Regions from separate parts of the Homo sapiens genome. Here all the other regions are linked to region 3. A link is a loop called in an ENCODE intact Hi-C map of the cell type or tissue named here. Cell type or tissue: heart right ventricle. All regions are shown on one strand. Each heading gives the region's core, and the rest is flanking DNA. Links, peaks and the distances in the headings are about the cores only. Region 1 has its middle 91 kb from the start of LINC03002. Region 2 has its middle 23 kb from the start of LINC01010. Region 3 overlaps LOC105378009 (a long non-coding RNA gene).

What was found. Peaks named below come from ENCODE experiments on the same cell type or tissue, not always from the same donor. Only the 100,000 strongest peaks of a DNase experiment are listed, where the experiment ranks them.
Region 1: a loop joins it to region 3, with 2.5 times the contacts of the local background. A loop is called at or near these places in 6 of 110 quality-filtered maps.
Region 2: it touches region 3 in a loop (2.0-fold over the local background); 8 of 110 quality-filtered maps call a loop at or near these places.

What each region holds. Positions count from the first base shown.
Region 1 is chr6:134,625,298-134,636,051 of GRCh38, forward strand. No RefSeq gene overlaps it. Among named protein-coding and RNA genes, the nearest start is that of LINC03002, 91 kb to the left of the region's middle. In heart right ventricle, for the core only: no CTCF peak of the experiment used is centred there; DNase peaks (open chromatin) are centred at 5,584 and 7,974.
Region 2 is chr6:134,409,408-134,420,161 of GRCh38, forward strand. No RefSeq gene overlaps it. Among named protein-coding and RNA genes, the nearest start is that of LINC01010, 23 kb to the right of the region's middle. In heart right ventricle, for the core only: no CTCF peak of the experiment used is centred there; a DNase peak (open chromatin) is centred at 5,527; H3K27ac peaks cover 2,519 bases.
Region 3 is chr6:134,337,463-134,348,216 of GRCh38, forward strand. LOC105378009 (a long non-coding RNA gene) reads right to left here. Exons shown (of 2, transcript XR_943002.3): 1 at 10,734-10,754. Among named protein-coding and RNA genes, the nearest start is that of SGK1, 25 kb to the left of the region's middle. In heart right ventricle, for the core only: no CTCF peak of the experiment used is centred there; DNase peaks (open chromatin) are centred at 4,919, 5,739 and 8,549; H3K27ac peaks cover 6,053 bases.

The DNA.
Region 1 (10,754 bases), core at 917-8,916, 290 kb after region 3:
CATCTGGAAATGTTCCCCCATGCTCCTTTGTGGCAGACACTCTATTCTAAAACACTCCTTAGGTGATTGTGATGGGCAGCCATGCAGGGGAATCGCTGATATGGCGCCAAACCTTTTATAAATGGAAAAGTTACGTGACTCGCCCGAGATCATGCTGCTTGACAGCTGGGGCTAGGACAGAACCTAGGTCATCGTTTCTCAGTTTTACTTTCTTCCAACACACACCACTTATTCTAAAGTATCCGGGTCCACAGTGGTTCCTCCAAGTAAAAACATACATATGAAATAAACAATAAACAAAAATAACCACAAACTGAAATGAAGAAACCCCAAATTAAAACAGAATGAAATAAAACAACCACAACAGATAATCCTGAGATTCCTTAAATTTACCTGAATATACTCAGAAGCAATAGCAAGATAGGAAAGAATGATTGTACCTTATTTCCAGCACAAAATGCTGTTCTTTTCTTTCTTTTTGTTTTTGCAAACACTGTGTGTCCTACCCAGTGCTAAAATACACCTATGGCAAGTCACCTCTAGGTATAATGTGCAGAAAACCGAGAAACTGTAGGGAAATTAAAAACTTAACTCCACAACTTAACTTCCTTCTCTTATTATGCCTCTGATCTGGATAATGAAAAGAGGCACACTTGGAGAAAAACATGCTGCAAATATCTGAGGGTGACTGGCAGACAGTCCTGATCCAATTATGGCCCTAATGATCAGCCTATAAATAAAGCAGCTTTGCCTCTTTTAGATGAGCTTCCTAAAGATAGAAGTTATTTTGTCTTGAGAAGCTCACAGCCCTACCCAGGGGATGGGCCAAGTAAGGCCACAGAAGTTTGAAACCCTCTGTGTTTTTCCAGGGAAAACCACCAGAGCTTCAGGTGGGTGTGCCCACATATGGCAGCACAACGTGTGGGAAAGATCCATCCTGGGGGTAAAGAGCATTTGCTGCTTTGCTGTGTGTGTGCCAGAAGCCAAAGTCAAGAATCACTTAAAATCCTAGGCATGGACTCAAAAGAGAACAGCAAGCAAGAGTCATCACTTCCAACAATGTGAACCTTTCATGAAGTCTGAATTAATTTTCCACCCGGAGATTATTTTTTTTTTTTCATGTTCTCTCCTGTCTGTCCCTCTGCAGGAAATGCCCCAGGAGGGCTCTCCATTCCCATGGGTCTTTAGGTGTTTCACAGAACCTCAGGCCTAAATCCTAAGCAGTTTGCTTTTCTTTCTTTGGTCTGTAATGCTACCAGCCCATTCCTGAGGTTAATGGTGATCTTATAAAGCCATGGCGGGAGACCTTTCTGTGACCTTGAACACAGAGTTGTATTCACTGACAATTAACTTCCCAACCACGTGCCTGGCTCTCTCTGGCATTCAAGTACTGTACCTGGATGCTAGCACCAAACTACCAGGGTCTAAATCCTGATTCCACTATGTTTTTTCAAAGCATGTTAGTGGACAAGCTATTTAGCCTCCCTTGGGTCTCAGTTTCCTCATCTGAAAATTGGGTGCAATCATATTACCAACCACAAAGGGGGGTTGTATGAAAATGAAAATACCTAGCAAAGTGAACACTATTATCTTGGGGAAACTTGAAAAACTCTAGTCCATCCTGGCTTCCTTAAGAAATACTGTATCTGAAGTATCTCTTGCTGGGGACAGGCAACTGAGAACAAACAGTTACAAAGAATTTATGAACAATCTTAAATATTTAACTTAAAAATCATTTTTGTGATGCTTCGCCAAACTATTTAAAAATATATAAAAATGAGCAATTTGCCCAGAATTTTAAAGAAAATGGCTAAAGAAATACTCTTCTGAATGCCCATATGTTTTTGCTGTTATTCAACCTACGAGGCCACATCACCATTCCCAACATTCCTGTCAAACTAGGGGTGAATTTTAGAGCATCAGAGTTTAAAAACAGAGCATTTTTCCCCATTGTCCTTGCTGCCATTAACTGTGCCACACTGGACAAATGTGTTCTCCATCTGTGCTGATGAGGAGCACGTATGTGACTATTATGTTTGTGCTACTTTTAATTTCCCTACAGTTTCTCAGTTTTCTGCACATTATATCTCAAGAATACCTAAAGAGGCACCTGTATGGAATGAAAAGCAAAACTTGCCCGTCTTCAGGCTCTGCTCCTTCTTCAAAGTTGGTTTGAGAAGGGGAGAATCTGTTGTGCTATCAAAGCCTGGCAATTCTTGGTGAGGATGTGTCTCAAGAAGCAACACGTGAGACAACTGTGCAGGATGAGCTCTGCACTCCCTTTTTCACCTGAAATTTCTTGCATTGCATCTTACACAACAACAGCATAGAGAGATGTGTGAAAAGTTTCAGAAGTGTCCTACAATGGACACAGCTCTGCCAACAACTAGCTATGTGACCCTGAGTAAGAAACATAGCCTCGCTAAGTCTCAGCTCTATCAGCTGTCAAATAATTTGCACGACTATTCCGAGTGTTGACTAGCATATATAAAGTATTGGTACATATAAGTGCTTACAAAGTGAACTGTTTATTATTATGAGACTCCAACTCAGTCCACTAGCATCAAGCACCACTTCATAGGTATCAAGAGTTTTAACTACGTAAAAAAAAAAAAAAATCTCTGTGTAGTTAGGTTCTTTCTGCTCTAACACAAGGGCAGAGCTAAGAGTGAACAGCTCCCAGGCCAGATCCACCATAAAGAGCTCAAGGGAGGGTTTTGTTTTTGTTTTTGTTTTTATTTTGCAGTGGAGATTGCCACATATGAACAGACAGTAGCAAATAAGCATATATTACAATTTAATTGTTCAAATATGTATTTAGAATTTCTGTATCAAGTAATATCCTTTTCAGAAAGAGACACAAGAATTTATTAGCTAGATTGAAATGCCTTTTAAAAAATCATCATTGATTTTTTAAACCTTAAAGGACTTGTTGCTTTGTTTTTTCCATTTTCACTTCACTTCGGTCTTTATTTGATCAGACTACAAGCTAGTTGGAGCTGGTTTTCTAAGAGCTAGTACACCTTCCTACATCAACATGGAAAAGTTAATTAATCATAATAGCTGTTTGAGACATTGTGTATGCACCAAGTGAGAAGACCTGTTTGCTCAGTCAATGCCAAAGACCCATGTTTTTATAGTAAGCCGGTGGCTGGTACACTTGTTTCTATATTCTCAATATCAATATTATCTGAATTCCTTTAACCTGGCCAAGCAATACAGAAGAGACAGGAATTCCAGGACAAACAGACAAATTGGTATAGTATTTAAATGCACGGGTGCCCCAGCTAATAAATGAGATATAAGATCAATGTATTGCAGATGAACAAACAAGTCTAAAACTAAAACTATTAATGACGAATCCTGAGTACTTATTCAAAAATAAAATTCTGTATCTCTTGGGGTTTATTCGATACTATCTGAAGAAAAGTATAACATTCATGCTATAGAAGAATGAGAAAATTACTTGGAGGAGAAATCTTGTCTATAGTCAATTACAGAATTTCTCTGGCATGTTACTAGGCTCCACAAAGAGCTGTCAACAATTAATTTGACACATGTGGGATCATCTAACTTTCAGTGCAGATATTCAGTATGCTAAATGTAAGACTCATTGTCATTACAACTCCACAAAAGCTTATTTTGCAGGAATTACAGATGTAGGTGTTCATCAAAGTGAGCAGAGTGGTGAAGATGAATATATGTTTCCAGCTCCTAAAGGAGCCCAAATCATGTGCTGGGAGATAAGGCCAACATAGAAATGGCAAAACAAGGAAGCAGGAAGCAGGAATAAAACTGGTGGAGAAGGCCATGCATGGTAGCTCAAGCCTGTAATCCCAGCACTTTGGGTGGCCAAGGTGGGTGGATCGCCTGAGGTCAGGAGTTCAAGACCAGCCTGGCCAACATGGTGAAACTCCATCTCTACTAAAAATATAAAAATTAGTTTGGCATGATGGTGGCCGCCTGTAATCCCAACTACTTGGGAGGCTGAGGCAGGAGAATCTCTTGAACCCAGGGGGCAGAGGGTGCAGTGAGCCGAGACTGTGCCATTGCACTCCACCCTGAGCGACAAGACAGAAACTCCGTCTAGGGGAAAAAAAAAAAGGCGTTGGAGAAAGTAAAAACAGGCATTAATCACACTTTTTCAGAATCTATCAAAATCCTTTAAAAGTTTGTACCTTTTACTCAGTAATTCCATATTTATAGAAATTTATAATAAGAATGATTGTCTAAAAATTAACATACGAAAATATTTTAAAGAAGTACAAATACAGAAATATAAAAATATTTGTTTATATTATTATTATTAATTTATGCAAATATAAAAACATTTATAGCAAGGACAAAGTAGAAACAATTAGAATTTCAAACAAGCAGCAATTAGTTAAATAGTGTCACATCCTGAAAAGGAATGGCATACAACCTAGAAAAATTATGCTTCAGGAAAATATTTATTGACTTGAAGAAAATATGATATATGTTTAAGGAAATAATATGAAATATAGAACACCCTATACTGTACAATATTAATCATATAACATCCATAAATAAATATAATAAAACATATGATCATACCCTCTATACTTCTGAAGGACGCTGGATGAAGATGATGACAATGAACCATTAAAGGGATTTCATCTCCTTTTCTGGCTCTGTGAGCCCTGAAAACCAGGGACATAAATTTCAGAAAGACTACATTATTATTATTATTATTATTATTTTTACTTTAAGTTCTGGGATACATATGCTGAACGTGTAGGTTTGTTACATAGGTATACCTGTGCCATGGTGGTTTGCTGCACCTGTCAACCCGTCATCTAGGTTTTAAGGCCCTCATGCATTAGGTATTTGTCCTAATGCTCTCCCTCCCCTTGCCCCCCACCCCTCAGCAGGCCCCAGTGTGTGATGTTCCCCTCCCTGTCTCCATGTGTTCTCCTTGTTCAATAGAAAGACTACACATTTTTTTTACAGATACTAAATGACTACAGTAGTGTCACCTTCTTAGCTCCCAGAGTAAATAGATAAATTTAAGGTCATGAAACACGTGCAAAAAGGAGGCCATAAAAGAATAGCCCAATGTACTCCTGACATCGTCATCTCATCAAAATTAATTTTGTACTGCAGGAACAATGTTAATTACCATGACGTTTAACTGGAAAATAAACGCGTTATTTAAAATCTAGGACATCTGTTAGGAGCACAAACTTAAAAAGTAAGCAGGCTAAGGGAAATGCCAAGAGTGTGCCCAGCTCTTGCCAAAGAGATCTTTCACCTTTATGTACAAACTCAAGTTCACGCTGATCTTTGATGCAATAAAAAATGTACTGTACACTGTGAGACGAATCACCATAAACATTGTGGACTGTCATCCTGTGGAAGTGTGGGAGGCCACCTGTTCTCTGTACAAAGGACACAGACGCTGGTGCTGGGACCTGAAACTCAGACGAGGAAGAGAACTCAATAGGGACGCTGTCCCAGACCCTGCCCCAGGCTGATCTTTGGTGCAATAAAAAATGTACTGTACATCGTGAGACAAATTACCATAAATATTGTGGACCGTCATCCTGTGGAAGCATGGAAGGCCACCTGTTCTTTGTACAAAGGACATAGATGCTGGTGCTAGGAACTGAAACTAAGAAGAGGAAGATAACTCAATAGGGACGCTGCCCCAGACAAACGTCAAATCAGCCAGGACAGCCCCAGATAACACAGTTCTCTTATTGCTCAATCTCCAGGGACATTTGCCCAAAATTAGAGCCCACAGCCAAATACGTGGAGGCTAGGGAAGGACACTGCACTATAGGCTAAATGACTATTATCTTTGGCCTTCCAAGTCATCAGTAACTTTCCAAGGAGAAGAACTGCGAAAGAGCAGGAATATTACTACACTATTGACAGTGGTGCCGTGAAAAGCTGCAGGCTGTTAAGATAGAAAGACTTGATCCAACTCAGTCATTTATCAGCTGTTTGAGGACAAGTGTCTTGTCCTCTCTGAATACATTTTTGGATCCATAAAACTGTGAATTATATCTCCTTGGCAAGGTTTTAGGAGGATTAAAAGAAATGTTATAGGTAAAATGCCCAGAATAAATGCCTAGCATACAATAGAGGTTTAATAATAGACAAACTCTATTTCCCTTTTTTCACCTTCTTTTTTAGGTATAGTTCTATTTATTAGTTGCTTTAAAACAGCAAAAAAGTGAAGGAGGAGGAGAAGAAGGAAGAGAACAAAGGGAATTATTTTAGTGGGTTCAGACATTATAAAAATTGTCTAATAAAATAACAGGTTACTACCAACTCTAGTTTATGTCTAGGTGCCAGTTAATGCCATCTCTCTCTCTCTCTCTCTCTGTGTGTGTGTGTGTGTCTCTTTGCAAGAAGCTGTTTGCAGATTGTTCAACTGCAAATATTTCTGTGCATGTGTTTTGTGTTGACTTTCACGTGTTCATTTTTATTTTGTTAATAGAATTAAGAAAATAAAACCTGGAAACCAAATTTCTAGGCATTTTCTAGAGATCACAAGAAACTTGAGACCTGTTGTCAGTAGAACTATATCAGAACCACCTGAAGAGATGGTTTAGTTTCATTTAATTAATTTGCATAAAACAAATGCACAAGGGGAGATTGAGAGAAAGCATGTGTTTGCAAAAGGGTCCTAGATCAGAAGACCTACACGACACATTCATTCGTTTAACAAATATTTGTTGGGAAACTTTCACAGGACTGTGCTAGGGACGTGGATATTTCCCACGCTGCTAATTGCACATGGTCTCCTAAGTGAGGGCTGCAAAAGCCCAGAGTCACTTTTTAGCTGCTCTTCTGCTATTTTCCCAATAAGCGTCAGAGTGGGGACTAACCAAACCAGAAGTTTCCAGAATGTAATGCTCCATAGCTTGTAATGAGCAGGAACTAGAATGAACAACTGCATGTTAGTCACTTTTACAAGCAATGAGGACTACAGACCATGCAGCAATATAACAAAGTGGTGGCTTGTTCTAGGGAAGACACAGTGAAATACACTCACCCAGCTTGAGATACATGTGATGATCTAAAATCATGACAAAGTGTGTTTTCATGTTACCTATCCCTCATCTGAACGCTCATACAATGAACAGCTGACCCTCTACACCAGTGGAAGATTTTTAAGCAAGGTGAGATATTTCTACACAACACTCACCCATTTTGTGAAGAAAACTTCTGTACGTTGTCAAAATTTCTTATAATTATACCTAGTTTCCTGCAACTAGAAGTTGTCAGCATAGTAGTCATGTAAATCGCAGTTAACATTTTCATGGATAGAAAATTTATCTGGCCTATTTGTACCATTCCTTTGGTCATTAAAGTCTGGCTCGCTATTTCTGTCTTTAGAAATATGTTACCCTGTCTCCCTTATCTGTTTTAGTAGTATGTTGTAGCAAGAGTTTTCATTAAAAGAAAACAACTGCTATGATTTGATAAGATGGAAAAGAAGAGTTAGGAATAGTCACAGTCTCAGAAATAATTCTTGCTTTTCTTTACTTTTAGAATTTTTTTGATGGAAAAATAAGTAAAAAGAAGACATTATAAAAAATTAGTCATAATCCTAATCACTTTGTGTCCGGAATTGGTGGGTTCTTGGTTTCACTGACTTCAAGAATGAAGCCACGGACCCTCGCGGTGAGTGTTACAACTCTTAAGGTGGCGCGTCTGGAGTTTGTTCCTTCTGATGTTCAGATGTGTTCAGAGTTTTTTCCTTCTGGTGGGTTCGTGGTCTCGCTGGCTCAGGAGTGAAGCTGCAGACCTTCGCGGTGAGTATTACTGCACTTAAGGCAGCGCATCTGGAGTTCTTCCTTCCTCCGTTGGGCTTGTGGTCTGGCTGGCTTCAGGAGTGAGGCTGCAGATCTTTGCGGTGAGTGTTACAGCTCATAAAAGCAGTGTGGACCCAAAGAGAAAGCAGTAGCAAGATTTATTGCAAAGAGCAAACGATTAAATCTTCCACAGTGTGGAAGGGGACCCGAGCGGGTTGCCACTGCGGCTGGGGCAGCCTGCTTTTATTCTCTTATCTGGCCCCACCCACATCCTGCTGATTGGTAGAGCCAAGTGGCCTGTTTCGACAGGGTGCTGATTGGTGCGTTTACAATCCCTGAGCTAGACATAAAGACTCTCCACGTCCCCACCAGACTCAGGAGCCCAGCTGGCTTCACCCAGTGGATCCCGCACCGGGGCCACGGGTGGAGCTGCCTGCCAGTCCTGTGCCATGCGGTCACACTCCTCAACCCTTGGGCGGTCGATGGGACTGGGCGCCATGAAGCAGGGGGCGGCGCTCGTCTGGGAGGCTCAGGCCGCACAGGAGCCCATGGAGGGGGTGGGAGGCTCAGGCATGGCGGGCTGCAGGTCCCGAGCCCTGCCCTGCGGGAAGGCAGCTAAGGCCCAGGTGAGAAATCGAGCGCAGCGCCAGTGGGCCGGCACTGCTGGGGGACCCAGTACACCCTCCGCAGCCACTGGCCAGGGTGCTAAGCCCCTCACTGCCCGGGGCCGGCAGGGCCGGCCGGCTGCTCCGAGTGCGGGGCCCGCCAAGCCCACGCCCACCCAGAACTCCAGCTGGCCTGCAAGCGCCGAGCGCAGCCCCCGTTCCCGTTCGCGCCTCTCCCTCCACACCTCCCTGCAAGCTGAGGGAGCCGGCTCTGGCCTCGGCTAGCCCAGAAAGGGGCTCCCACAGTGCAGCGGTGGGCTGAAGGGCTCCTCAAGTGCCGCCAAAGTGGGAGCCCAGGCAGAGGAGGTGCCGAGAGCAAGCGAGGGCTCTGAGGACTGCCAGCACACCGTCACCTCTCAACTTCACCTAAAATACTGTTAACATTTTGGTGTATATAGTTCTGGCTCTGTACATATACAAATTGATATATATTTCCTTTAGCTATATATTTCCTTTAACTCAGGCAGGGTCACACTGTCGTGTTATATATCCTATTTCCCCACATTATTCAATGTTCTTCTATGTTATCGTTTTTAATGGCAGAATAGTACTCTACTATATTATGAGTATTTCACCAATTGAGGCAAATATGTATGGACTCAGGAAAAATAATGCTTTTAGAGCTTCAACTTTTAAACCACTTTCCCCGCATTTGGTTGTCTTGGGAGTTATAGTCTCAGCTGGTGTCTGAGTCTGTGCCTCTGCTGTCAGCTAACACATAGTCAGTCCCCAGGGTTAGACTTCTGGGAATTAATGGAGCTCAGGACTCTGGAACTATCTGGGTCACCTATTGTCATTTGGAAAAAAGAAAAGTACAGCATATGTTAGAATATCACTTCCTTCTGCCCAGAGTGAGATGAAGAGTGTGAAATTTAGGAGTCGATTTTCATCATTCAATGAATATTTACACAGTCCCTGCTACATGCATCAGTCATCCTTCTATTACACATGCTGGAGATGCCCTGGGGAACTAAATGCTCTACACTTTTGGAGCCCATGTTTTGATAGATTAACAATTTTGAAAAATTAAAAAAAAACAAAAAGCAGCCTCAAATCGTTTTCGATGATGTTGTTGTTGCATTACAATGGGGTAGAAATCATGTACTATAAATATACCTGTATTAGACACTATCACAAAAGATCTAAGATTCTTTGGTAACCTCAGACTATTCCATTTTCTAGTGAAGATATTATATTATCTGTATATCATACCTTACCTAAAAGACAACAGTGTCCAGAAAAGATATACTCTAACCTTAATTATGGAATAAAAAGGACACCTTAGTACAGGTATTTTAATTCATAGAAAACAAATTTCCTGGTGGTTTGGAGGCATTCGCCCAAGGAGTAGATTACCTCATTTTGGACATGGCCTGTCCTAGTTATAAAAAAGCAGAAGTTGATATGCAAGAGGCCAGGCAATGTGTTGATTAAATAAGAAGCTATTTAGAAGACAGTGGGAAGCTGAGTATTCACTGACGTGGGAATGGTTGAGTAAATTATGATATATCCATTATAGGACTATTATGCAGCAATTAGAATAAATAAGCTGCATATTTACTGACTTGGAAAGTTGTCCGTGATATCAACATAAGTGAAAAAACAAGGTTGCAGAGTAATGTATGTAGAATAATGCTGGTTTTGCTTTAAAAATAATACAGGTGAATACTGTGTATGTGTCCATAGCTTGAATATACTTGTATGAACATGGAAATAGATGTGGAAGACTATCTACCTAACAGCATTAATTATTTTAAATATATAAAATGGGGCAGAGGTGGGAGATGATTATTTTATATTCAGTGCCTTTTTACGATGAGCAGTATTGGCTCAGCAATTTTTTTAAAGTAGGAAAAATAAAGAAAAAAGTTGTAGGGTAGGCCAGGGCTGAAAGTATATCCTTGTAACCACCTTATTGTTATATTAATCAGCATTTATTCATGGAGCACTTATTGTTTGCAAAGATGAGAACACAAGTATTGGACTTAACAGTCTACCAGAGGGCCAATAATTTGACTGGGGAGATAAAACCTCTTCACAGGAAAATAAAAGTATTTTCATGATGAGAACAGAGCTGGCTAATTTATATTCATTTTTTGAAATGAATGTAGTGGAAGTGGTGTAACGAGTACAACTCAGACCTGGCAATCTTTTCACTCTGCTACATACTTGTATAAACTTAAGACAAGGCTTTTAACATCTGCACCACCATCTCTCAGGCCCTCTACCTCTGAAGTTGAGAAAGGAAACATCTGGATATGATGCAATTAGCAATACATTAATGGGCATGAAAGGATTCCCT
Region 2 (10,754 bases), core at 1,384-9,383, 72 kb after region 3:
CAGGTGCAGCTGGTGAAATGGCTCTAGAAATGGAATGTAATTTCTGTGGCCGATCCAAATCTTTCAACCTCCTGATTTGTTTATCGGAAACCAAAACTGTTAAGAAGAAAGTTAAAAAGTAGGGAAAAAAATTTTAAAAAGCTATCATTTGTCATAAGTTCCAAAACAGAAGTCTGTGTGTGTGTGCATGTGTGTATGTTGACCAAATTTATTTACTTATTTATTTAATTTTTTTGAGATGGAGTCTTGGTGCAGTGGCGCGATCTCAGCTCGCCGCAACCTCCGCTTCCTGGGTTCAAGCGATTCTCCTGCCTCAGCCTCCCGAATAGCTGGGATTACAGGCGCATGCCAGTATGCCTGGCTAATTTTTGTATTTTCAGTAGAGATGAGGTTTTATCATGTTGGCCAGGCTGGTCTCGAACTCCTGACCTCAGTTAATCTGCCCACCTCGGCCTCCCAAAGTGCTGGGATGACAGGCATGAGCCACAGCACCCAGCCCCAAAGTTAAACATAACTAATTAGAATCAGGTGAATGTGGATTATGGGTGTTCATAGTTGGTAAAAATTAAGTTCATCAGTTTCACAGTCCATGCCAACCGTTCATCAAAGACAACATCTTCACAAATAATGTTACTCTCCCATCTGTCTTAGAAAGTTTTCCTCAGCCAGGCGCAATGGCTCATCCCTGTAATCCCAGCCTCCTGGGTGATTGTGACAACCTTTTAAATCTAGATAGAGGAAGCCATGTTCTCACAGCTCTTGCATTCTCCATGCCTGCAGACTTAACATCATGTGGATGCCACCAAAATTTGCTGTTTGCATCTTCTGAAGCTGTGGCCTGAGCCACACCTGGGCCTCCTCAAGCCATGGCTAGCACAGCCAAGGGGTGCCGTGCTGGGATGCAGAGAGCAGAGACCTGAGACAGCCCTGGGCAGTAATCCAATGAAGGGTGTCCTGGGTCTATCCCCTAAAACCATTTTGCCCTCCTAGAGCTCAGCCTGTGATAGGAGGGGCAGCCTTGGAGATCTCTGAAATGCCTCTGGGGTCTTTTTTCCCATTGTCTTGAGGAACAGCCCATGGTTTCCTTCTATCTGTACTAATCTCTTCAGTAAATGGTTGCCTGGCCACATCCTGGCATGCTTTATAGTTTTTTACATGGCCAGGCTGAGAATTTTCCAAGTTTTTCTGCTCTGCTTCCCTTTTAATTATAAATTCCATCCTTAAATAATTTGTTTTCTCTAGCATCTTACTATAAGCAGTTAAAAGTAGCTGTGCAGCAGCTTGAGTGCTTTGCTGCTTAGATATTTCTTCTGCCAGATAGCCTAGATTGTCACTCTTAAAATCTGCCTTCCGTAAAGCCCTCAGGCATGGACACAGTGCAGCCAAATTCTTTGCTATGTTTTAACAAAGATGACCTTTACTCCAATTTCTGATATGTTATTTCCCAGTGCCCTCTGAGACCTCATCAGGATTGCCTTTACTGTCCATTTTTCTACTGACAGTCCAATTGTGACCACTTAAGCAATCACTTAAGAGTTTCAGATTATCCCTAATCTTCTCTTCTCAGCTCTCACCAGAACTGTCCTTAATGCTGCATTCACAGAAATACAGGCTTTTTTTCTAGCCTATTTCTCCAAATTCTTTCAGTGTCTACCTATTACCCAGTTCCAAAGCTATTTCCACATTTTCTGACATTTATTCTAGCAACAATTTCACTTCTTGGTAGCAATTTTCTGTCTTTGTTTTCTGTTGCTATAACAGAATACTTGAGACTGAGTAATTTATAAAGAAAAGACGTTTATTTGGCTCATGGTTCTGGAGGCTGGGAAGCCCAAGAGCATGGTGGCAGCTTCTGGCAAGGGCTTTAGTACCACATCATAACATGCCACAGAAGCAAAAGGGCAAGTGAGCATGTGCAAAAGAGATCACAAGAGTGAGCCAAGCTTGCTTTTGTAACAATCTGGTCTCAGTAGAACTAACTAATTCTTTCATTAATGGCATTAATCCTTTCATAAGGGCTCTGCCCTCATGACCCAATCAACTCTTAAAGGCTCCACCTCTTAATATTGTTACATTGACAAGTTTCCAGCACATAAACTTTCGGGGGATACATTTAAATCATAACATTGCTATATACTGAAGACTGAAAACCAGAGGTCTACACACATCAGGTAATTTGAAAAATAATGAGCTGAATCAGGAAACCAGCTGGCCAGCAAGTATCCAGTGTGAAGAGGTGGTGGTCACGCCCTGCCTGAAAATCTAGAGGCTTTGTACCCACCACCTTCCCACAGCCAAAATGTGTGGTTGTCACCAAAAGAAACAGCTACATTGTGGCCCTTAGGACTAGTCCTAATTTGAGGCACCAGGGACTTTAAAAGCTGTGGTCAAACACTCACATCCCAAGCATTGAACTACTCAAAATGCTTCTTCAGCACTAATCCTGAGTTCTGATTCTGTTAACTGGGCTTGTAGCTATTCCAGACACCCAGACTGATGAGGGCCCCAGTCCCCATAAGGGTTCTTCATTTATTTCCAGTGCATAATGCCTTGCTTCCGAATCCACTTAGCCTTCAGTCCCTGTAATATTGGGGTGTTGCTTTGATTGTACCTGCTCTCCACTCACCCTGCAGGTACTAGAGTCCTTCTCTGAACCATACACAGAGGTCCTGTTCCTATTCCCTAATGACAGAGTTTCCCCAAAGCAAACAAAGTTCTTTGTTTACGAATTGACCAGCTCTTGAATTCTTTACTGCTTGTTAGGTCATCTGATGCCAAATGCTTACCTAGACTCCTGAAAGTTGGCTTTTGTCTACTTCCAGAAACCCCTCAGGTGAAGTAGTTCTGAAATTTTAGTGTGCATCAGAGTCCTCTGGAGGGTCTGTTAAAACACATATTACTGGGCTGCAACCCATGAGCTTCTGATTCTGCAGGCTTGGGGATGGGGCTAGAGAGTTTCCGTTTCTAATGTGTTCCCAGATGATGCTGGGACCTGCACTTTGAGAACCACTGCAGGCCTGCTAACAGATTGTTAGAATAAATGTTCTTTTTTCCAGGAGGTAAGCCTGTACCCATCCTCTAGGAAGCAAGACTGATTCATGGTCCCAAGGCCTCTGATTTTTCCAAATCTGATTTCAGTTTTTGAGGTCATATCTAGCCTGATGAAAGTTGGCTATATATGAACAATCTACCCTCTTCAGTATAGTGGCTATTTGACTGAATTCATTCATGAATTCCACTTTCAAACTACTTTGTAGATACAGATGCAGAACTATATTTTTTGCAGGATATTTCCTTTTGCAAAGAAGAAACAGGGCTGCTTAAAATACATTATGAAGCTAACCTAAATTACAGAGTCAGTAACATCATTGCCATTTCCTGAGCCTCTAGTATATAGCCAGCTGTTTCACATATGCATCATTCAAAGTCCTGGTAGAAAAGATATTCCATATTTCCTCTTGGTAATTTGATGAGAATTCAACAAAGAAACGGTTTACAAAGTGTGGGTAGGGTTTAAGGAAACCACAAAGGATGGCATAGCACCCCAGGGCGAGGAGGAGTGGGACCCTAGTGCTGACAGGAGTGAGGGTAGCTGTTTAGAAGAAGGCTGCCTGTGGGCTGGGCACAGTGGCTCACGTCTGTAATCCCAACACTTTGGGAGGCCAAGGCGGGTGGATCACCTGAGGTCAGGAGTTCAAGACAAGCCTGATCAATGTGGAGAAACCCAGTCTCTACTAAAAATACAAAATTAGCCAAGCATGGTGGCACATGCCTGTAATCCCAGCTACTTGGGAGGCTGAGGCAGGAGAATTGGTTGAACCCAGAAGGCAGAGGTTGTGGTAAGCCAAGATTGTGCCATTGCATCCAGCCTGGGCAACAAGAGCAAAACTCGGTCTCAAAAAAAAAAAAAAAAGAAGAAGAAGAAGGCTTCTTTTGTAGGCTTCTGTGCATGAAGCAGCTGACCCACTGCCTGTTTCTCCAGATTCTTTCAGCATCTACCCATTACCCAATCCCATAGCCACTTCCACATTTTCAGATATTTATTCTAGCAACAACTTCACTTCTTGGTACCTGTTTTCTGTCTTTGTTTTCTGTTGCTATAACAGAATACTTGAGACTGAGTAGTTCATAAAGAAAAGACATTTATTTGGCTCATGGTTCTGGAGGCTGGGAAATCCAAGGGCATGGCAGCAGCTTCTGGCAAGGGCTTTAGTACCACATTGTAACATGCCACAAAAGCAAAAGGGCAAGTGAGCATGTGCAAAAGAGATCACAAGACTGAGTCAAGCTTGTTTTTGTAATAATCTGGTCTCAGTAGAACTAGCTAATTCCTGCATTAACAGCATTAATCCATTCATAAGGGCTCTGCCCTCATGACCCAATCAACTATTAAAAGTTCCACCTTTTAATATTGTTACATTGATAATTAAATTTCCAACACATGAACTTTTGGGAGATACATTTAACCTGGCAAGGAAGGAGCTTGGAGAGTAAATTTCTGAATCTCCCTCTTCTCTCAACTCTGATCATCCTCTGGTGCCTCCATGGGCATATCCCATAGAAAGTCAGGTGGCAAGAGAACTTGTTGAAGCCATTCATATGGGTCAACCTCCCAAGACATAGCACTTATCAAAAAGGGTAAAACAACCAAGTGAGGTGGCTCACACCTGTAATCCCAGTACTTTGGGAAGCCAAAGTGGGAGGATCACTTGAAGCCAGGAGTGTGAGACCAGCCTAGGCAACACAGTGAGACTCCACCTCTCCAAAAAATAATTTGAAAATTAACTAGTGTGGTGGTACACATTTGTAGTCTCAGCTACTTGGAAGGCTGAGGCAGGATAATTGATTGAGCCCAGGAATTTGAGGCTCAGTGAGCTAGCATTGTGCCATTGTACTTGCTCTGAATGGGAGACAGAGTGAGACCTTGTTTCTAAAAAAAAAAGGGGGGGGTGGGGGGAGCAGACATGGTGGCTCACACCTGCAATCTCAGCACTTTGGGAGGTCAAGGTGGGAGGATCACTTGAGCTCAGGAGTGTGAGACCAGCCTGGGCAACATAGTGAAACCTTATCTCAATTAAAAAAGAAAGACTAAAAAGAAGTAAGGAAGGAAGGAAGGAAAGAAAGAAAGAAAGAGGAAGGGAAGGGAAGGGAAGGGAAGGGAATGGGGAAAGAAGGGTAAAGTGTGAATCTGGAGGGATCCACACAACTTGTTACTGTTATGCAGACCTTTATATCAGCCAAATCAGGAAAACACTATTCTCAGCTTACAAGCTCTGAGGGGCTAGGTAGCCTACTTTGTTAACATGGCAAATAGGCTGTAGAGCAATTCACCAGTCCCCTTCATTTATCCTAACCCCATTAGAAGAAGGGGACTGAAGAGAAGAGACACCTCCCCAGAGAACCAGGGACCCTCCCCAGGTTCTGTGTTTCTGTCATCCTGGGAATGTTCAGCAGCATAGAGAGCTTCATAGCATGTGCTTCTGAGAAGCTGGGACTAGGCGGTGTGTTGTTGGGGGTTCTGGGTTTGTTGGGAGAAAGCCTGGCTTCCGATGCTCAGCGTTTCCTCTAATTGTGCAGCATCACTGCACAGACCAGAGGAAGGACATATGTATTCCCTGGGGTCTACGAGAAATAGCAAAAAGGCCTGACGTAGATTAAGCCTTGCTTCCTTCTTCTGGTACATTGGTACATGTCACTCCCTTCTTTGCTAGTCAGTCACTGACTTTCTGTGAATATCATCAACAGTCAGTCGTTATTTACCAAATGCTATCGTGTACAGGGCTGGTATGCAGGTCTCACATTTTTCATTGTAAATAATAGTACTTGTGAAACCTTTGGTTCGAAGATTTCGATCTTTGTCATCAATTACATCTCAGAATAATTTACTTGATGCTTATTAATGATTTCAGCATTCTTGGGTGAAAGGCATTATACATCTTTTATTTTTCTCTACGGATGTAGAGTTGAAGGAGAAAGATTTTGCAAGTTGACATTTTTATTTTTTGCAACACTGAACGTTTCACTGCCAAACATGACATGAGTACCTTAAAAAAACCCAAAGTAACTGTTCTAGAAGTTCAAACACAAGTTATTCAGCAAAGTGCCTTCTGTCTGCCTGTGACCTTTGTGCCAAGGTTTAAATTCAGCAAGCAGAGAAAGGCTGAGAAAAATGATCTAAGGAAGCTCTCTTTATGGAAGGAAGGGGAGGGATTTAGAACAGGTTCAAATGTCTTCAGAAGCAGAGCAAAGAAAGAACTGTGTGTGAGGGGAGTGGGGAGGCTGGCGAGGAAGACTAAGGACCCAAGAATTGGAGGATCCCAGGGCACTGTGAAAACTCTCACCCATCTGTAGGGCAAATTCTCTTGACTGCAGTTAGTTCAAGGAGGGTGAAAATAAGATCGTGGCAACACATGATGCAACCTGTGTCTGCTTTTCCTAGTCAACAGTTACCTATCCAGGCAGTGAAAAGTGTGGCGCTAAAGCTTATCAGCATCACAGCAAATGCAAACCTTAGAGAGAAGGGAGCGAGCAGGTAACAGCAGGTGCAGGGAAATTTAAGACACTGCAGAGCCCACATTATGAACACATAATGATCATGTGGGTGTCTGCTTTATCTCTGCTGTGGAACATTGTGATAAATTATTAATAAAATGGTTTGTGTAAGCAGTGATGAAAAGGAGACCTATTTTTGCCCAACAAACTGAAGCAAATTGGAGGCAAGGGGTTTTTACTTTTCAGTCAGAATTTTGAAAATACATTAAAAACAAATATGTAAATGGTATCTGTGCTCTTCATAAATTCATAAATAAAAGGGAATAAAAGAACAAAGCTTGAATCAGAACAAATATCTCTAAGTAAAGTTAGCTAAGGAAGTGTGGTGTTTCTGATATTTAGCCATACACCCCATTGACTCCAATGCCGAAGATAACTGTTTTTTTACTCTTTTATTTTTTTTTTGGAAATGGGGGTCTCACTATGTTGCCCAGGCTGGCTTTGAACTCCTAGCCTCAATCAATCCTCCCACTTCAGCCTCTCAAGTAGTCAAACGTTAATTTGAAACTATCTTGAGAATGTGACACAAAGATGCTGAATTTCTTTAAAATGCATGTGACAATTGCTACGGAGCAAGACATCCGGGGAACTTCCTTTTTTGGAGTGGGGATGGGGGGGAACATCTGTGTACACATCTACACATCTGTGGTTCAATATAATTGGGTTGTTTCTTTTTGCCTTTTACTGACATACTGTTGTGAATGTTGTGATACAGCGGAAGCTGTCAAGATAAGACTCCTTCACCACCAGGGTTTCACACAGGCTTTACTAGAAAGGACTGCCTGTGGCCTGCGCCGCAGAGGAGGGACCCAGAAAAGTGCACATGTGCTCAGTCTATCCCCACCCATTCATTTTCTCTGCAGGGTCTGTATTGGACCTGATGTCACCACCGTGTTGTTCTGAGTCAGATTGGATGAAATTCCTTTACTGGGACTTCGCTGAGACTAATTGGATACAGTGTGTTGTTCTGACTTAGAAAACACATTGCTCGTAATTCTGATATTTATTACCAAAGGACTTCCAGGAAGAGTTTGTGAATCAGTTACTAGAACCTGAGGACTCATGCATATGACTATGTATGTATTTATGGTTCCGTGATATGGAGTTCAAAACCAAGCAAGCACTCTGAGGTCTCAACTTCCTGAGTCCTACACTGCATGTAGGACATTTCTTACTGTGGACTTATGAGTCCATAAACCTTTATTGGCTCCATTGCTGCTTTGCTGAGACACCTCCCACCGCTGTTACGTTCTAGAACTTGTCATTCATCTTATTTCTAGCTCAGTTTACTACTCCATAACTAATGGCTGCTAATATTTACTCACTCCTGAGTGGTATTAAGAGATTTCGAACATGTAAAATGATATATTTGAAAAGCATCCAGAAAATATTGTCATGTTTGAGAACTTGAACAAGATCAGTGTGGAAGAGATGGGAGCAGTTTGGACAAATAGCACCGATTCCATGCACCTATTACTTTAAGTCAGTTACTCAGCTTAAAGAGACTTGTTTTTAAAGGCTGGAGACCAAGAAAAAATTGTTTCAATGTTGATTGATCCATAGAAGCATACAGGGAAGTGGTTGAGTGCACTAACTTTGGACATGCACAGATCTGAGTTCCATCTCTGATTCTGCTGCTTGTCAACTGTGTGTCCCTGGTAAAATCGGATAACCTTCTGAGCTCCAATTTCCTTATTTGAAAATTAGAATACCAACTTTAGGCAAGGCGCCAGTAATCCCAGCATTTTGGGAGGGTGAGGTAGGTGGATCACTTGAAGTCAGGAGTTTGCGAACAGCCTAGACAACATAGCGAAACCCTGCGTCTACTAAAAATACAAAAATTAGCCAGGTGTGGTGGTGCATGCCTGTAATCCCAGCTACTCAGGAGGCTGAGGCAGGAGAGTCGCTTGACTTGGGAGGCGGAGGCTGCAGTGAACTGAGATTGCGCCACTACACTCCAGGTGGGGTGACAAAGTGAGACCCTGTATCAAAAAAAAAAAAAAAAAAGAATACCAACTTTAGAGGGTTGTAAAGACTAAATAATATGCATAAAGGGCTTAGCAGAATGCGTGGCACACAGGCTCAATCAATACATGTTCCGCGGACAGCTCTCAGAATGAATAACTGTATCATGCTAATTTCACAATTTGAGGATGAAAGATGGAAAGGAATCTAAAATAACACAGATTTTAGGACAAGGTTTCTGATTAACCTACTGATCACATCAGAATAAGACAATGTTGCTTTGATTTTTTCCCCTCAATCCTTCAGAGGTTATGGTTTTGGGGTTTTTTGTTTGTTTTTGGACACAAGGTCTCCCTCTGTCACCCAGGCTGGAGTGCAGTGGTATGATCACAGCCCACTGCAACCTCGACCTCCTAGACTCAAGCAATCCTGCAACCTCAGCCTCCTCAGTAGCTGGGACCACAGGCATGTGCCACCATACCTAGGTAATTGTAAAATTTTTTTTAGAGATGAGGTCGCACTATGTTGCCTAGGCTGGTCTCGAATTCCTGGGCTCAAATGATTCTCCCGCCTCGGCCTCCCAAAGTGCTGGGATTACAAGCATGAGCCACCGCATCTGGCCTGTTTTTTAACTAAAATCTAGAGGTTCATGACCACATTACACTGCTGGAGAACCTCATTTTAAGAACAAGCTGTTTTCCAAGAGTTTGGTTGCCGGTAGGCTGTTTGGAAATTAAAAAAATATATATTTCAAATAGAAACAATGTTAAAATTGGTGAGGACATCCTCAGGCAAGGCTAGGCCATAGCATTATATATACATATACATAGCATTATATATACACATAACACTAGGGATACAATGTAGCTGAATTGATGTAGCTGTAGTGAGTTGTTCCTCTCCCAGCCTCCTGTGGACAGAACTCAGAGGTACATTCTGTTTCTTTTCGTTTCTTTTATTTCCTTTTTTCCTCTCCTTTCCTTTTTTCCTTTCCTTTTCTTTTCTTTTCTTTTTTTTTTTTCTGAGACAGAGTCTTGCTCTGTTGCCCAGGCTGGGGTGCAGTGGTGCAGTCTCAGCTAACTGCAACCTCCACCTCCCAGATTCAAGCAATTCTCCTGTCTCAGCCTCCTGAGTAGCTGGGATCCCAGGTGTGCATCACCACACTCAGCTAATTTTTGTATTTTTAGTAGAGAGATGGGGGTTTCACCATGTTGGCCAGGCTGGTCTTGAACTCCTGACTTCAGGTGATCTGCCCATCTCAGCTTCCCAAAGTGCTTGGATTACAGGCGTAAGCCACCACGCCCCAGCCCTCATTCTGTTTCTAACCTGCTCAGACATTTATGTCTCTCCTTCACTTTTGGGACTCAGATTCCCTGGCATAGGAATCTGGACACCACCTTTTTTTTCTTCACCAAGCCCACATGGCTCCTTCAGTCACCCCACATCTTGTTTCTTCACATGCCTCAGCCTTTGCACAGTGCATTCTTGCTGCCTAGAAGGCCTTCTCTGCCTCCTGTTTTCCCTTTCCCCATACTTCACCTGGAAAAACTTCAACTCATCCTTTCAACACAAGAAACTGCCCCCTCTTCTGTGTTTCCATGACTTCGCACACCTTCACTATAGCATGGGTCACACTGATTAGGGATAACTGGGTTGAACCCCCACCCCTGCCCTGCCAGTCCGGGGACTTTAGCTAGAAACTGTTTGATTTGTCTTGATATAACCACTGCCTAGACTAGGTCACTGGCCATATAATAATAATAAGGAAAAAAGGGTAACAATAACAAACATTTTTAAGTTGCCAGGAACAGTTCTTTAAACGTCTTCTATAGATTTACACATCTGATTTCTTTGGAAAACCTAAAGAGTGGAAACTTGTTTTACAAATGATTAAGCTGAAGCATACAGCAATTAAGCAACTTGCCCGAGGTCGCAGAGCCAGTAAGTAGACTGAGCTGTAGAGGCAAATAGCTGACATATAAATCCAAGCATTTTGGTTCCAAGCTGAAATTCTTGTCTATGAATGACCGAATGCATACATGTTAGATGTTGGCTGAGCTCTTACAGAACAAAAGGAAAGGGGCCAGGCACAGTGACTAACTCCTGTATTCCCAGCACTTTGGGAGGCCAAGGCAGGCTGATCACTTTAGGTCAGGAGTTCGAGACCTCGGTCAACATGGCGAAACCCCATCTCTACTAAAAATACAAAAATTAGCCGGGTGTGGTGATGCGCACTT
Region 3 (10,754 bases), core at 888-8,887:
GCTTTCAGCTGATTGGATGAGGCCCGCCCACGCTGGAGAGGGTAATATACCTTATTCAATCAGAGACACCTTCATGTACACACTTAGAGTAATATTCGATCAAATATCTGGCACCCCGTGGCCCAGTCGCGTGACACATAAAATTAACCACCATGTAATCCATTTTGATTAGTTTTTCTCATCCCTTAGTCAGGTATACCTCACAGATTCTTCCAGAATGGGACTCAATCAATCAGCATATTTTTACTGTGTATAAGGCACAGTAGCTTCTAAAGTATTTTTAGAGATGTTCTTTGTTCTGAAGGAGCTGATAACATAGTTAGAAACACTAAACAAAACCTTAATTAAAAATATATTAAAAAGGAATAAACAAAAACTATAGCAAGGCCAGGGGTGATCAAGTACATGGAGACAAATGAATGTTGCAGACAAAGTGATTCTATGGAGTAAATGACCGGCATGTATTGGAGCAGAGTGAGCAGAACTCAAGGAAGAAATGGTTCTCAGAGTAAAGGATGTGGATGATTTTATTAAGCATGGGGAAGTACTATATTTTGAAATATTAATTTGTGCATTTTCTAGGTGTGCCATTTCCTCTTCCTGCAGCTACAGTGAAGCAGAAACAAAGGCTCATAGAAAACACTGTCCTATCAGCTAACTGGGTTGCTCCTTAATAAAATAATTTAAAAAAAGAAGAAGAAGAAAACACCATCCTAAGCGGGAACATTTAGGGTTCATGGAGCAGAATTTACCTCATAGTTTAAATAAAATTGGGCCTGGCCAGGCATGATGGCTCACGCTTATTATAATCCCAGCACTTCGGGAGACCAAGGCGGGCAGATCACCTGAGGTCAGGAGTTCAAGACCAGCCTGCCCAACACGGAGAAACCCCTCTCTAATAAAAATACAAAAAATTAGCCAGGCGTGGTGGCACATGCCTGTAATCCCAGCTACTTTGGGAGGCTGAGGCAGGAGAATCACTTGAACCCAGGAGGCGGAGGTTGCGGTGAGCCGAGATTGCGCCATTGCACTCTAGCTTGGGCAACAAGAGTGAAACTCCTTCTCAAAAGAGAAAAAACAAAAACAAAAACAAACAAACAAAAAAAACTGGGTCGGGAGAAGGGAGAGGAGAGGGCTGGTGGGTCACTGGGACTGCAGAGGACAGAGCTGGAGAAGGATGGGGAGCAAAAGAGGGATGCTCCAACTCCAGAACCAGGGAGCTGAGCAGAAGCAGATTTGACACAGGCTTTTGTCTAATAAGGGCCTACAGGAGCCACTCTCTGACAACCTTTGAATAATTGCTCATTCTTTCCCCACCTACTCATTGCCTGTGATTGCTTTCCATGTTTGGGTGCTAAACTCCTGCAAGTCCATAGTCTACCTCACTTCCAATAGAGTGAGGGGGTCATGAACATCTTATGAGGATGAGTGGTGTCCTGCAGGAACCTCTGTTCAAAGTAAGACCCAATACAACCAATTGGGAATTCCCCTGTGAGTGAGGACATTGGTGGCCACACTGTCCCTAGGTACGTACATACAGAAAGAACTAGTATCAAATATATTTAGAATGGGCCTTTTTTTTTTTTTGACAGAGTCTTGCTCTGTAGCCCAGGCTGGAGTGTGGTGGCGCAATTTTGGCTGACTGCAACCTCTTCCTCCCAGGTTCAAGTGATTCTCATGCCTCAGCCTCCTGAGTAGCTGGGACTATAGGCACGCACCACCACACCCAGCTAATTTTTGTATTTTTAGTAGAGATGGGGTTTTGCCATGTTAGCCAGGCTGGTCTCAAACTCCTGACCTCAAGTGATCCACCCACCTCAGCCTCCCAAAATGCTGGGATTACAGGCATGAGTCACCACACCTGGCCAGAATGGCCCAATTTGAATAGTTCTTAAGTACATAAAAAGTGCCACTGATAATTGAACTGTTAACCCACCTGCAGAGTTTGGCCCAGCAGGGCAGATACTATGTTCAACCACATGTAAAGGCTTAAGATTGCATGTAGACACATCTTTGGTAACCACTTTAATCTCTTTTACCAAATCAGATAATGCTATTCTTTAAGGATTTCCCCAAAGGATCATCACCATATGGCTGTCCTAGATAAGTGAAGAAATTACCATGTAGTGATATGACCAACACAGGGATTCAGGATTGAAATGGTAGGATTGGCTTGTGCAGAGGATGGTTTAATAGATGCCAGCAAGCAGAGAAAGAAGAATTGAGAAATATGCTTGTCCTTTATTTGCTGCTGGATCTGTAGTGTCAGATTCCAGCCAACTGAGAGTATTCCTGGCTTCAGTGATCATCCATCCATCCATCCATCCATCCATCCATCCATCCATCCATCCATCTGTCCAACACATATTTACTGAATGACTAACTATGTATTAGGAATTCATCTATGAGCAGAAATTTAGTAGTGGGGAACAAAGATAAAAATCCCTGCTCTCGTGGTGCTTATGGTTTAGTGAGGAGAGCAAGATAAGAAACAAAATAAGCAGAGTAGGTTATGGAGAAAAGAAAATGAGAAAGCAGCATGGGTAGTGCTACAGTTGGTGGAGAGAAGGCTCCTCTGGAAAGATGACTTTGAGTGAAGGCCTGAAGGACCATGGCATGAGCCATGTGGATAACTGGGGAAAAGCTCCCACAGGGTGATGGCAGGGACAAAGACCCTGAGCTACTTTATGGCACATAAAGGCTGATCGATTTGTAACAGCAAATGACACATGACGAGCCTTTGGTTAAGGTAAATATACATCCCCTCTATGTTTAAGATTATTTTCTGCCAGAAGATGCTGAAGCTAAATATTGACCTAATTTTTTTCTATGTATTATGTTCTTCTTTGAAAATAGAGTACTACGTCATTCCAGCCTGATTGGCAGTTTCTCTAATACTGAAAAGGGATGTGCCAACTGCCACCTAGGAAGTTGGTGGTGAAGCAGTCAGTGACTACAATTTGTGATTGCCTATTGACAAATTAAGACTGAAATTGTCATGACTTGACCTCCTGCTGATGTAAATCCTTAATTACCAAGAGTGTCAAGAAAACTCTTTTCAGTGTCCTGCGCCCTTTCTAATGCCCCTTATTAAATATACATAGCTTTGCATTCTTCCATGGGGTCAACACTCAGCATGCCTTGACTTTTAACTGGCACCATTAATCAACGTGATGTTAATCCAGGATGAACAGCTATCACATTAGGGCGAGTGATAAGAACCAACCATGTTGTTTCATGGATGAAGGTAACATTTTCTATGCAGGGTTTAGTCATTCCTTATGAACTTCACTTCCTGCAAAGGTCTCATGAGACCAGTAGCTCATTTCACAAGAGCTATCTTCAAACTCTTTCCTCAGCCTCACTCTTATTACTACAGTACAATAACGGTTGGGCCTTCAACTAAGTGGACATTTGAGATCTTCATATATCTAAGACATTATATCATACTTCACAGCAAGAGACAGTAAGTCTTCATTTAAGGCCAAATTTCTGGTGTTAGTGGAGAATTCAGTTTGAATGCTTTTATTCATGGAGCTAAAATTGCAAACATATTTTATTTTATTTATTAAGAGACAGGGTCTTGCTCTGTCACCCAGGCTGGAGTGCAGTGGCAGGATCATAGCTCACATAGCCTGGAACTCCTGGACCCCCACGTAGCTGGGATTACGGGTGCAAACCATTGTGCATGGCTTAAAATTGCAAACACATTTGTCTTATCATATTTGTAGTCTGTACTTCAGAGCAAACTAGGATAGAAACGAAGGGAAAACTCAGCCATCTTTACGGTGAGCCAACTTAGGGGCCTATCAGACTCTTCAGTTGGTAATGCAAATATCAGTGAGTGATTTTATAATTTCTTTATTTTCTTTTCTTTTTTGAGACAGAGTCGCACTCTGTCCCACAGGCTGGAGTGCAGTGGCACCATTTCAGCTCACTGCAACCTCTGCCACCCAGGTTCAAGTAATTCTCCTGCCTCAGCCTGCTGAGTAGCTGGGATTACAGGCATGAGCCACCAAGCCCGGCCTGATTTTTGTATTTTTAGCAGAGACAGGGTTTCACCATGTTGGCCAGGCTGGTCTCAAACTCCTGGCCTCAATTGATCTGCGCACCTTGACCTCTCAAAGTGCTGGGATTACAGGCATGAGCTGCTGCATCCGGCCTGATTTTATAATTTATTTCTTATGGTGCCTGGCATATTTATGAAAAACTTGTCTTATGTAAATCACACTTCTGGTTCTTCACAGATTCTCTTCCTACCTGTCCCTTCCCTTTTTCCCCAGGAGCGAAGCATTTCTATGTGTGTGTCTGCACGTGTGCGTGAGAGAGAGCGAGAGAGAGAGAGAGAGTGAGAGAGACAGAGAGAGAGAGAAGGGGTAGACAGAGTTCTGAATCAAGACAAGACATGGGTTTCTGTCCCCACCCCACTACATGGTTACTGGCCATGCCCCTCTCCAGCCTTCACTTTGTCTCTCTGTCTCAATTTGCTCATCAGTAAGAGGAGGACACCTTTTTCTTAATAGGGGTTTGGTGGGTATAAAACGAGGTGATATATGTGAAAAACTTAAAATCTATAATGATTAGCACAGCTTTAATACATCGCTCATCACCTGTGCAGGTCTGGAATCAGCTCCTCCGGGTGTTACCCCAGGATGGCTACGCACCATCTTTGGGAAAATCATTTCAAAAATTGTTTCAGTTACTCCACCTGTGCAAGGAGGGTAGGTATTATGCAAATGTGCAGCAACTGTCTGATCACAGCTCACTAAATAGTAGTATTACGGTTTACAGGGGATGTGGAGAGTGTGCCAGGTTTGAAAACGTCAGAGATCCAGAAACCCAACCTCAAGCTGTGCAGAGAGCCTGGGACTAGCCCAATGGTGTCGTAGCCTCCTGTCCCCAGGGGCTGCAGCTGAACCTTGAAGGGGACCCAACCCTTTCCTGGCCGGGGTGTGGACACATTGGCCTTGGGCAGGCGCTCTTAGGGCAGGCGCCAGGGTGGAGTTGGAGCAAGGCTTCTTGGAGAACCCCTCCCTTGGAAATGAATTCCAGTGCCTAACTGCAGATTTCATTCATTTTAACAAAGGACTACTCCTATTCAGTTTGATTAAAATAGAATACAGACTTCTTAGGAATTATCAACATACATACTTGCCACACATTCGCATACGTGAGAAAGAAGTTAGGATTTGTAGTGCAATGCCTGGAAAGCGTGCCCTTCGCCCAGGTATTCCATATCAGGCCTGCTGTCTGCGAAAACGGCATTCAAAATGAAAGACCAGTGCACATCATAGAGAAAATTTTTTAAGCCAAGACATTTCCTTTTTCCAATCTGTGCAAATTTATTGAACGCACTTAAAATAAAGAGCATTTGGCAAAAACTTTTTTATTATGATCTCTTAGTAAATTAATCATCAGTTACTTATTGAAAGTGTGTCTGCTGGTAGTCAAGCAGGGCTAGATAATACCAAAATAATATATTTGAGCAAGCATTTATTGAATAGTAACAGGCACTGTGCTTGGCATTAATGAGATGAAGACATGGATCCTGTCCTCTAAAAGCTTAGAGAGTGGTTCAGGATGGAGTAGGTGGGGCGTAGCAAATAAATGTTTTCAACACATGAATGTTGTGCTGATGAGAAAGCAGAGGCAGTGGGAACCAGAGAGGAGCTTCCAAATCTGGACGTTCAGAGAAGCCTGCCCTGGGGCTTGGGTTGAGTCTCAGAGGATGAATGGGAGTTGGCAAGCAAAATTGACGGAAGGGTGGGGAAGAGTTCTGTGGTTGGGTGAATAGGAAGGGCAACGTCACAGAGACGTGAAATGACATTATGCCTGCAAATAAATACACAAGGAAAGTCTGAGGCAGACTATGGAGGAAGACGAGCTGGGAGAGAAAGGTAGGCAAAATTAGGCCCCAGAAGGCATCTATGCCGTGCTAAGAAATGTGGACTTTGGGTCTATTGGTGGTCAGAAAAGGCTGAGAGAGTGACTTTGAACATAGCCTCATCCGTTGGCTGGGCATGGTGGCTCATGCCTGTAATCCCAGCACTTTGGGAGGCCAAAGAGGACAGATCACTTCAGGCCAGGAGTTCGAGACCAGCCTGGGCAACGTAGCAAGACTCCCATCTCAAAATTTAAAAAATTATAAAAATAAACATAAAAAAATTTAAAAATGAACATAGCCCTGTCCTCAGAGGATCTAGGGATTATTGAGATAAAGCCCATTACACCCTTAAGTGTAAAGGAGTGAATGTCAGAAAGGCCAACACCTAGGAAGGTTGCATTGACCTTAATAGCTGACAAATGGTAGCTTCTGCTTGCAAACATTGCTTACATACAATGTTTGCTAGTAACTGTTCATTAAAGAGTTTAAAAATATTTTTTTTCCCTTTTAAGAAAATGTATTTATTTATTTATTTATTTAGAGACAGGGTCTCACTCTGTTACCCAGGCTGGAGTGCAGCGGTGCGATCTCTGCTCACTGCAACCTCCACCTTCTGGGTTCAAACGATTCTCCTGCCTCAGCCTCCCAAGTAGCTGGGATTACAGGCACGTGCCACCGTGTCTGGCTCATTTTTTTGTATTTTTAGTAGAGACAGGGTTTCACCATGTTGGCCAGGCTGGTCTTGAACTCCTGACCTTAAATGATCCGCCCACCTCGGCCTCCCAAAGGGCTGGGATTATAGACGTGAGCCACAGCACCCAGCCTTTAAATTTAATTTTAATTTTTAATTTTTATTTCTTTTATGAGGGATGGGGTCTTGGGCACTGTCACTCAGGCTGGAGTGTAGTGGTGAAATTATGGCCCACTGCAGTCTTGACCTGCTGGGCTCCTGAGCAACTAGGACTACAGGTGCACACCAACACACCTGGCTAATTTTTCAAATTTTTTGTAGGGTCTCGCTGTGTTGCCCAGGCTTGTCTCAAACTCTTGGCCTCAGGTGATCCTCCTGCCTCAGCTTCCTAAAGTGCTGGGATTACAGGCATTAGCCACTGTGCTTGGCCAACTACTAACCTTTCTTCTCCAAATTCCAGCTCCACATTTCTTTTTTCAATTTTTGAGACAAGGTCTCATTCTGTCACCCAGGCTGGAGTGCAGTGGTGCAATCTGGCTCACTACAACCTCTGTCTCCAGTGCTCAAGTGATACTCCCACTTTGGCCTCCGGAGTAGTTAGGACCACAGGTGTGCATCACCACACCAGGCTAATTTTTGTATTTTTTTTTTTTTTTTTTTTGGTAGAGACAGGGTTTTGCCATGTTGCTCAGGCTGGTCTTGAACTGCCAGGCTCAAGCTATCTGCTCGCCTCAGCCTTCCAAAGTGCTGGGATTGCAGGCATAAGCCACTGTGCCCAGCCCAACTTCACATTTTTATGTTACTGGGTTAGATTACTTTAACGCAGTTAAATTTAAAGTTTAACTTTTAAATTTTCATGTTAGAAATGATAAGCCGGGTGTGGTGGCACATCCCTGTAGTCCCAGCTACTCAGGAGGCTGAGGCAGGAGGATTACTTGAGCCAGGGGTTCGAGGCCAACCTGGACAACATTAACGTAGTGAAACTCCATCTCTAATATAATAAAAATAAAAATAAAAATAAAAATGATAGCCCAGACTAGGATAAAAAGATAAAGCTGCTCTCAGCCACAGGGAAGCACATCTTTTACATACACTCTTTTCCCTGGGCTTCAAGCAGAAGAACTGATAGAAGACAACTCCGTATTTTGCCACAGGTACAAGCTACATAAGGCGGATCCTATGATGGGAAGCTTTGTTTTAATTTTTATTCCAAAATCCTTTTATTCTCCAACTCAAATTTTCAATAGGCTGGGCGAGGTGGCTCACGCCTGTAATCTCAGCACTTTGGGAGGCCGAGGCAGGAGGATCACCTGAGGTTGGGAGTTCAAGACCAGCCTGACCAACATGGTGAAATCCCGTCTCTACTAAAAATACAAAATTAGCTGGGTGTGGTGGCACATGCCTGTAATCCCAGCTACTCAGGGGGCTGAGGCAGGAGAATCCCTTGAACCTGGGAAGCGGAGGTTGTGGTGAGCCGAGATGGCACCATTGCACTCTGGCCTGGGCAACAAGAGTGAAACTCCATCTCAAAAAAAAATTTTTTTTTCAATAGATAAACATGCATTTTGTTTCAACAATTATGGCAAGGCATTGGGCTGGCTATCAGAGATGCAGCAGAGAGCAAGACAATAAATTGGGTTCATGCCTTCCAGGAGTATAAAGACCAGTGGTGACAATTCTTGGAGAATGAGATGGACTCAGGAAAGTAAACGAGAATTGCACTAGGCATACCAAGCACCATGAAGGGAGCACTATATTTGGGAGCATATAATGAGTGCAATCCTAGACTGGGTGACAGAAAAGGCTTCCCTACAGGAACTGATATTTAAGCTGAGAGCTGGAGGATATGTAAGACTGAGCCAAGCAAGCAGAAGGAGGAAGCGTGTTCCAGGCAGACGGACAGCGTGAGTGAGTCCCAAAGGCAAGTGGGAATGGGGCATGTTCCAAGAATTCAAAGGAACTCCTGTGGCTGGAGAGGAGTGTAGGGGAGAGGCACACTTGGAGGCGAGGCCAGGGAGAAAGGCGGGTCAGTGAGGGAGGTCATTGGCAGCCACGTGATGCAGCCCTTTGCGTGCTGTTATGAAGACGTGGGACTTCAAAATTCTTTCCTTATTTTATACTCTAGGACAGCCACTGTCAGAGAGATTAACTGGCTTTTCTAAAATCAACTATCAGGCTGGGCATTGTGGCTCATCCCTGTAATGTCTGTAATCCCAACACTTTGAGAGGCTGAGGCAGGAGGATGGCTTGAAGCCAGGAGTTTGAGAACAGCCCTTGCAACCTAGGGAGGTCCTGTGTCTACAAAAAATAAAAACATTAGCCAGGTGTAGTGGCACACAGGTGTAGTCCCAGCTGCTCAGGAGGCTGAGGTGGGAGGATCACTTGAGGCTGGGAGGTTAAGGCTGCAGTGAGCTGTAATTGCACCACTGCATTCCAGCTTGGGGCAATAGAGTGAGACTCTGTCTCAAAAATAAACAAAATATCAAAAATCAAATGTCTGTATATTGACGGACCACTGTGTCTTCCTTGGGTTTCCCCAGAGCAGATCATTACACAAGGATTCAATTATTTGGGGGATTAGCTTACGAAACACCAGCAAGGAAAGGGCACAGGAAACCCAGTTCCTGTTTAGTTCTGGTTTGAAGGCCACGGTAGGGGTGGGGTGGGGATATTCATTGTCTGGCACTTCCAGTCTGCTGCCTGGGTGGGGACACTGGGTCCAGAGGCAGCTCTCAGGTGAAGGAATGCAGATGTGGAGAGTTGGGCATTTGGAATGGTGGTCTGCATGCACTGAGTGGCCAGGGCGAGGGGACACGGGCCGGGCACTGAGTTATCTGCTGCAAACAGTTCTATGGCTCTGATTCTGAGCCCCTACACCACACTACATTGGCTGGATTTGACTTGAATTCCACCTGACTAGCAGGTGAAAGATGCTTACTTGATGGTGGATAGAACCAGAAAAGTCACATAACATTCTAGAACTCTGTGCCGAGGCCCCGGCAATACCTCAGGTTCTAGGCCTCTGTCTCCTTCGTCACAGCATGCACTTCCCATAATTCTTTCCTTCACTTCGGAGTCTTAATACCAAAGGAAGACACGCCATTTTGAGCAGCCTATTAATTTGAAAGTGTCAAGTGTAACTAGGGAATAAATGAGACTCCTCAAAATGAGAGCTTAGTGAGGCATGAGGTAGTGAGCAAGGTCAAGCGCTTAGCTTAAAACAGCTGGATTAATTAGGGTAAAGTCTTTGGGCTTGGGATTTGGGGGCCTTTCTGACTCATGCAATTTTTCCAGAAATGAATGGGTCATATGTTTTGGGAATCTGATATTTAATGACAAGTTTTGGGGTTAAAAAAGTTCACAGTAAGTTTATGTTAGCAATAATTGTCCTTGGGGAGATTTTGCGGAGCAAGGGAAAGAGAGATGTTGGTTCTCCTTTCCTTCCTAGCTTTTTGCCCTCATCAAACATTTATAGCTGGAGGCCCTGTGAATTTCAATATCAACATCATGGTTCAGGTGCTCAAGGATTTCATAGTCTGTGAGAAGACAGACACACAGATAAACGCACACTAGCTAACAAGCCATGGAGCCCTGGGGCAATTTGTCAGCCTCTCCGGGCTCTGTTTCATTTGGAAGGACCTTGATGGACAAGTTCAGTGCTTCTCAACCTTGGCTGTTCATTGAAAGTACTTAGGGAACTTAGAAAGAACACCAGTGCCCCAGCTGGCCTCATGGCTCTGGAGTAAGGCCCAGGCGTTGGTATTTTTTTTAAAGGTTTTGCTAACTCTAAAAGTCCTTCCCCCAGTCTCCCCCAACCCACCCAGAGAGCCTGTACTCTGTTTAACTCAACAGAAGACAGGAGGTGGGAGGTGAAAATCACATTCCCTCCTCTTGGTCTGGTGAACACGTAGTGTGAGCGCAGTGGAGCTCTGTGTTAGGTGACCATATGCCAGCCGCCTCTTGGACTCTGAGTGAATAGCTCACCTCAATAGAACGCATAGAACACTCATTCCAGAAATAACAGGTGCCCACATTTTTCTTCCTTGGGAGACACATTCATGGAGCCAACAACTAATTATCATACCAAGAAAACAAAAACCGTGAGGGAGAGCAGAGGCGGGCTGGCAGCACCCTTGAGTTGTACAAACCGTGACTCACTGGTGTTCAAGGCTGAAGCAT